Regions from separate parts of the Homo sapiens genome. Here all the other regions are linked to region 1. The links are chromatin loops, found by intact Hi-C in ENCODE. Cell type or tissue: heart right ventricle. All regions are shown on one strand.

Region 1 (2,500 bases):
GAATATCTATGCTTGCCCTGCAGGATTTTTGTGAGAATTAAATAAGTGTATGTTAATGATGTCATCCTATGCTTAAGAAATGTTGGTTGTATTACTTTTCACCCTATGCTCCAAGGAATTTTATGGTCTGAAGGTGTCATGGGGTCTTGGCTTTCAGGATGTGACTCACTTAAGGGGGGAAATGACTGTGCATGTCATAATGCGTGGACATTAAAAAAAATAAAGTTTGCTCCCCAGGGAGGATTTGCCAATTCCCATATTAGTAGGTCCCCCAAGATTGTTCCCCTCGGGATTCATGCCTCATAAAATCATTTGATCTGGTGGGATCTCATCTTCTTAATGTGTCTGCCCATCATCTGTTCCTGGGAGGCTTTATTAGGGCAGTGTGTGCGTGTGTGCGTTTGTGTGCATGCACGCACCAGTGCCATGAGTACTTGTTTAAAGTACCTCCATGTAACCACAATTCACTGTAGTTGCTATGCACTAGTTACCCATGTTATCTGGAATCCTTCCTGCAACCCTTAGAGGCGACTCTTATTCCCAATTTTATATACGATGAGAAGAAGTTTTGAGTGGTGGAGTCATTTGCTCAAGGCCACACAGTCACTGAGAACTGGGACCAGGGTTTGGACCCATGCGTCTTTATTCCTGTGCATATTTATTTTCCTCTATGTTGCACTAGTATATAAAAGTTGCCTTTCCCACTCCCCTCATTATATAAAAATTCTTTCCTTTGTCTATTTTGTTCTCTACCTCCCTTAAAGTCAAGATAGCTGCCTGGGATGACTACTTTTTTGAGTTCCTAGTCTCTCAAAGTGGGTCTGGGCCCTGGACTTCCTGTCTGGGCTACTGATTGCAACCTTCAGAACAGGGTCAGCCCGGGGTCATTTGTGTTCTTTGTCTCCATGTCCTTGCTTTTGACCAGGGCCAAACAACCCACCTGCACTGCATGGTTCCCCCAGCAAGAACATCCCAGTGAGAATGGCCCACAGATGCCTGGGCGTGACCCACCTGCAGCTTCAACCATGCAGGTAAATTTGCCTGCTGCTGTGTCGTGTGGCTGGATGGAATTCTTCCCTAGGGATGCTAAGAAACCCTGTTGCCTAAGTCAGTGCTTCCTGCAAGCTACTCTTTGTAATTCTTTCCCCAAACAAAAAGAAAACAAGAAATATACAGTCTGTAGCTATATAGAGACACCTGGATCTATATTGTGTGGCAATTGGATTGAATGTAACTTGAAGTTTATTTTTGTCTTACCAGACTAGTGTTTTTTCCTGTTAATTTAAGTGCTTTAGTGAGGGTTGCCATTGATTGAGCAAACATGTGTTGAGTGCTTATTATGTACCCAGCTCCATTTTCCGTACTAGCCACAGAGCAGCGAGAGCATGGCCTTTGCCCTCCAATCCTGTTCTGGTGGACAGACACTCTCTCCCTTGACAGGGTCCTCACCACTGTGTGCACCGTCCCGCCACCTGGTGGCCGTGCCTATCTGTGCATTCCCTATTTGGTTAACTCATTCACTTAACAAATATTTACTGGGGGAAGACAATATCTCAAGCACAATTCTCAGCATTGAGGGAGGCAGCAGTGATTAAGAAAGACAAGATTGCCTGCCCCCGTGGAGTTTGTGTTCTGATAGCAGAGAAAGACAGGAAACAAGAAAAATAAATAAATATGGTAGTTTTGCGTAGTGATAGTGCTATAGAAAAACGTTCAAATGGGGTAGAGTGATAGACAGTGTTGTTCTGAGCTTGTCCACCACACCCTCTTGGGACAGAGGATTCTTTGTTCTGATGGAATGGCCTTTCTATAGCATAGAGATGAAATGTGCTACCGTTTGTGAAAGGAAGTTAGTAATACATACATGGCATTTTTGTCTTCACTGATAAAGTGTTGTTGGTCAACTTTTGTCAACTCTCTACTTTTTGTTTGTGTTGAAATTTTACTGTTGGGAATTTACGAATATGGCAACTAATGATTTAAACCAGGGGTAGGTATCCTTTTTCTGTAATGAGCCATCTAGTAAATAGCTGGTTTCTCTTGAAACTGTTCAATTCTATCCGTGTAGCATTAAAGCAGCCACAGCCGATATGTAAATGAATGGGCAGGGTAATAAAATGTTATTTACAAACACAAGCAGAGCTAGATTGGTCCTTCAGGCTGCCATTTGCCAACCACTAATCTAAACCAGTAGCTGCCTTACCAGTTGGTCAAACTTGTTTAAGACAGGGATAGGGCAGAGGCCAGCGAGGGGAACCAGGCATTCTCTTTGGCCTCAGTTGCCATGAAAATCATGGTACTTCTTTAGGGTCACATATCACTAGATTATTTGCATTAACTTTTATCAAGGTAAAGATGCTAATAGTCAACTATGGAACATAATTCTCAGAGTAGATCTAACATAGGAATAATTTAGCTTTGTAATATTTATCTGGACTACAATTTTTAAGGCACTTTTGCTACCCAAAAGTATCTTGGGGTTAAACACGCTCTTGGATTG
Region 2 (2,500 bases), 61 kb after region 1:
TCCAGGCTGTATAAAAATAGACTGCATGCCACATTTGGCCCGTGAGCCGTAGTTTGTTCATCCCTAGTTTAAGAAGAAAAAACATCTTCATACTAATAATAATATACAATATTCTGTTGGCAAAAGACATTTTGATACTTGTCATTTAATTGATCTTCATAGAAGCCTGATTGTTGAAGGTGGATATTTCTAATAGCTCCCCTTTCATATGGGGAGAGATGGGAACTTATGTGATGAAACTGGGATTCAGGCTGTAGTAGGGCCAGGGAGGGTCACTGATGATTACCTGAGGTTGCCCTGCCAAGGACAGCTGCTTGTGTCCTCTGCCTCTGAGAACTAAGCTTCCAGGAGGACCACCGGTAGTAGGGAGTGCATTCAGCTCCATCCTCCTGAGAACATACACTCTGCAAGTGGAGAGAAGCCATCTCATTATGTTAATTTCAACCCAGCCCAGACTGAGAGGAGGCTGATTTCAAGGGCAAAGAAGGTGAGGCAGCCGATTCCCAGGTCCCATTTCCCTTGCTCCACTTCATTAACATGGCCACCCTTAATGCGTGTCATAACTCTGCCTTCCAGCAAGATTTCCTCTCCACTAAGAACCTTTTAGAAATGGTATTTAAGAGAATGTGCATAAAACAAGTCTTCATGGTGATTATGACATTTCTGCTGAACCAAAATGTAATCAGTACACACATTTTGCATCCTTACACTTAATCCACAAACATAGCTTTTACTGTTTTACCTTCTCCCACCCACAATCCAAACAGTGCCACAGAACAAACGTAACAGGATATTAAGATAATCTCTTTTGTCTATGCCAAATGTCATTTAGCTGTTGAGAGAGGAATGTCCCATCTAGTTTTTACAAACAATAAATAATACAGCTTATGAAGGTCCACATGGGTGACACTGATGCAATGTTTCAACAGTTTTCCGAAAAAGGAAAATAAAATGAGTCATCCAATTAGTTGGCTGGGCATTTGCCTGCAAGTTGCCAGAGAGCTTTGTTGATTTATCCCAACTTGGCTAAGATTGGCTTACTCTAGAAGTTCGCCTGTTACAGAAGTTTGGTCTTTACTAGGGTGACACAAAGTATATTTTATGGATATTAGTTCATCAGGATGCTGAGAAGGGTTATAGCATCAAAGACAAATATGGCTGAACATATTGGGGATCATTTAGGTTAAAGAAATTTAAATGAATTTTTCCTGCGGGACTTCTCAGAGGCTTTAATCTGTGAATGTGCATACTGAATTTCCAAGAAGGGTTTAGAATGTGCAGCAGTTTCCAAATCTACTTGACCTGGGAACCCTTTTGTTCACAGGGCATCCCATGAGAGAACACTTTAAAGAACAGACGATGAGAATCAGTACCATGCGTAAAACGTGACCAACGTTCTATGCAGAGGAGATTTTTGAAAGTATCCCCACCAGTGAAGAGTTACCGTGTATGTGTATAATGTACATAAGTGGACATTAGCTTGTATTTTCAAATAATAAAGTCAAACTTTATTATTAAGGAAGATACAAGAATTAGGGCTAGTAAGTGTGTGTGTGTGTGTGTGTGTGTGTCTGTGTGTCTTTCTATGTGTAAATGTCCATCCCCAGGGATTAAGAAGTCTGGATTTGGGTTAAACTTAATCATTTCTAAGAATCTCAGGTTTTCAGTCCTGTCCTAGAATTTCAAAAACAGTCAGAGAAAGCAACTGTGAGAAGATCACAGCTTCTCATCCTGTTTTGAGTCTCACCCTCCTCTTTGCCCTCACAAAGGATTTCAGTGATTATGTTCCTGACAGGATGCATTTTAATTGTTTTCTGGTATGACTTCCCAATACATCAAGTTGTGTTTTCTATATAGCCGCTATCCCAAATGATTACTATTCAGAACACTAATCTGATCTCTAAATCTACAAAGAAAAGGCCATGTAATTTGCTTCTCTTTACAGTGCATTACGTGCACCATTGTAAGTGCTGGAACCCGCCCCCCCCCCCCCCCCCCCGCCCCGGGCATCTCCAAACTGCTGTCCTGTGGATAGCCCCAGTTGCATGTGCTCAAAAGCAAACTTCTTATCTCCTCCATGAGTCAGTTCCTCTTCCTGTTTTTTTCTCTCATTGCAGCTAATGACATTACCATCCCCTCAATGTCCAAAGTTAGAAACTTCTGAGTAATTTTTTATTTCTTTCTCTTCCTCACCTTCTACTAATATTAGCTGTTAAATCCTGTTGATGCTACCTCTGAAATATTTCTCAAATCCACATCTCCTTTCAACCTTGGGCATGGCCCTAGTTCAAGGTCCTATTTTTCTTAGATGGACCACGGGGTCCTTTTGCCATGATCTCTTTTTCCATCCAACTTATAATTTTTCTACAACTTTGACTTCCATCCTGATTACTAAGACTTTTAACATTTCTGTGTGCTCCTTCTTCTCTGGGTGTTTGACATGCATTGTCATTCTGTCTTCTGATTGCAAGTGATAGAAACCTACTCCAGACTAGCTTTC
Region 3 (2,500 bases), 68 kb after region 1:
GGAGAATTATCTGCATATAAGGATAAGGGATGAGACAGACTCAGCAGCCGTTTCATGCCAGGGCAGAGTAGAAGGCCGTGGAGCTGCTAGGTGGTTGGCCTGGAGAAAAAACAAGGAGTTTTTTCTGCAAAGTGCTGGTAGGAGTTTACAGTTCTCTGTAATGTTCAGAAATGCAGAGGTCAGCGGAGGTGGGTGGATCACCTGAGGGTCAGGAGTTGGAGACCAGCCTGGCCAACATGGTGAAACCCCGTCTCTACTAAAACTAAAAAAAAAAAAAACATTAGCCAGGTGTGGTGGTGGGTGCCTGTAATCCCAGCTACTTGGAAGGCTAAGAAAGGAGAATTGGTTGAACCCAGGAGACGGAGGTTGCGGTGAGCTGAGATCATGCCGCTGTACTCCAGCCTGGGTGACAGAGCGAGACTCTGTCTCAAAAAAAAAATAAAATAAAAAAGAAGTATAGAGGTCATTTTTAATGTGAGAATGTTCTCAGTGAATTAGGTATATGTGCCTGCCACATTTTCCAAACCAATGTTTTTACGAATATTCTAGTTTAGCCCTCTCTTCTAGAGTTATAAAATTATTCTGCCTTCAGTTCTACATTTAGGGAGTCCTCTTTTAAGGAAAGGAAAAGGATAGTTAAATCAGGGGCTGTCACAGAAGCCTCAGATTGGAGGACAAGGCGTGGACCATCCCCTGTTTGGCGGGAAAATAGCTTTAGTCACAGGCAGGTTGTTTTGCTTCCTAAAGCGTAAAGTTGGAAATGTGATAATTTCGTCAAGTAGTTGATTTAGTTGTATCAAGCTTAACTAATTAACACCAATTCCATGCTTGATTCTTTTCTCCATTAACTGAACAAAAGCCATTGCTAATGAGGCTATGTATACAAAGCCAGCTGACTCATTTTGTTATGGAGATTTCAAAGAGAAGGGAGTTGTAAACATTTGTAGGGAAGAGATAGGGGTAGACATGATCTTACACATATTTAACAACAGGTGCAATACAGGCACTGGCCAATGAGAATGAGCAGGGGTATAATGGTGCCACCAGCACATACAGAAGGAGTAAGAAGTATCCTCAAGGCACGGAGAGATGATAGGGTGCAGGGCCTTTGCACTGGGCTTATTCACAGGCAAAATATTTTTCCTTATTTTAAAGAAATGGAAAGAAGTCTTCCTAGAAGCCAGGGTCTGTGATACATGACAGAGTGACCATAGCACTCAGGGGTGCAGAGGGTGTGTGGATTCTGATGACAGATTGCCTGTCTGATTTTGCAGAATTAGCTCCAACATGGTTTTGGTAACACCCGTTGCCCTCTTTAAGCTTGATGTCTCTGTTTTCATGTAATTTGCACAAAGTAGGCACTCACTAAATATTTGTAGGTGAAGACGTGTATCTCAGCACAAAGCAGCCTCTTGGACTACCATCTGTGTGGTATTCAAGGTTCTTTTGGTTTCAGAGAAGAGGAACACAGTAAAATTTACCCAAAGAAAGGAGCATATGTGTCGGTTAGGGAAAGACCAAGCTTCCATAACAAAGAGACTCCCAAATCCAATGGCTTGATAAGATGAGCCTTTATGTCATGTTTTGGTCCCTTGGTGAGAGGCACCGACTGGCAGGCTGGCTTTGCCCTGTGTAATCATTCCATCTTTTTCCTTCCAGCTGTTGCTCAGACGTCACCTTGGGCATGGTCCTTGTCTGCATGGTTGAAGGTGGCTCATGTGTATGTCTGCTTTTCAGTGCACGCATGGAGGCAAACATCTGTCTTTTACATTAGAGATGACTCCAATGTTGCTTACATCACACTGTTCGCATCCCATTTGCTCAAATGTGGTCATATGCCACATACAGCTGTGAGTGACGCTGCGAAATCTAGCTGGCTGGCTTTGTGGCATGGCTTGCATTCTTCTGCTGTGGGAGAGAAGGAGGAGAGAATGGGTTTTAGTGGACCCACAGGGAGTTACTATAAAAGTGCAAATAGGGCATAAGGGGATGCAAGAAACACTGAACAACCAGGCATCAGAGTGCAGGAGCCTATGGAGTTCAGATGAGAGCTCTCCTTCGTGCTTCTCTAGCTCTCACTCTCCATCTCTCACACTTTCTCTTTTTCTGTGTGAAGACTCCACTGTCTCTGTCTCTCCACCAGCTTCCTCTGATGTCCTATCTTGGATCTGGCCCCAGATAGTATCCTCTACTTTCTTGACCTTGGGTTTTCCAAAGCCAACTGGTATCTTCTTACTTGTCTCTTGATTCTAATTTATCTAAAGGGAAGATCTGATTCGCCCAGCTCAAGATAGTCAGGGTCTAAAACACCATGACCACTCTAAAAAGAGGGGACTCCGAGTCAGCTGTCTGCGCTTATCCAATCAGATGACGCTGGGCAAATGGAGAAGCTGTCAGTTTTCTGAGACACCCCTCCCCAGACTGACCCAAACACAACTTGCACAGTGTGAATATCAGAGTACTATGTGAGAAAGTACTCTGTGGAGCTGACCAGCATCAG

Evidence for each region. Peaks named below come from ENCODE experiments on the same cell type or tissue, not always from the same donor. Only the 100,000 strongest peaks of a DNase experiment are listed, where the experiment ranks them.
Region 2: a loop joins it to region 1, with 2.5 times the contacts of the local background. A loop is called at or near these places in 26 of 110 quality-filtered maps.
Region 3: it touches region 1 in a loop (2.5-fold over the local background); 28 of 110 quality-filtered maps call a loop at or near these places.

What each region holds. Positions count from the first base shown.
Region 1 is chr16:82,638,435-82,640,934 of GRCh38, forward strand. All of the region lies in intron 1 of CDH13 (cadherin 13), which reads left to right. Among named protein-coding and RNA genes, the nearest start is that of CDH13, 13 kb to the left of the region's middle. In heart right ventricle, a CTCF peak has its summit at 1,482 (motif pointing left); a DNase peak (open chromatin) is centred at 1,452; H3K27ac peaks cover 1,863 bases.
Region 2 is chr16:82,698,976-82,701,475 of GRCh38, forward strand. The region is part of intron 1 of CDH13 (cadherin 13); the gene reads left to right. Among named protein-coding and RNA genes, the nearest start is that of MIR8058, 11 kb to the left of the region's middle. RefSeq lists an enhancer at 97-1,296. In heart right ventricle, no CTCF peak of the experiment used is centred here; a DNase peak (open chromatin) is centred at 986; H3K27ac peaks cover 2,500 bases.
Region 3 is chr16:82,706,375-82,708,874 of GRCh38, forward strand. All of the region lies in intron 1 of CDH13 (cadherin 13), which reads left to right. Among named protein-coding and RNA genes, the nearest start is that of MIR8058, 19 kb to the left of the region's middle. In heart right ventricle, no CTCF peak of the experiment used is centred here; no DNase peak of the experiment used is centred here.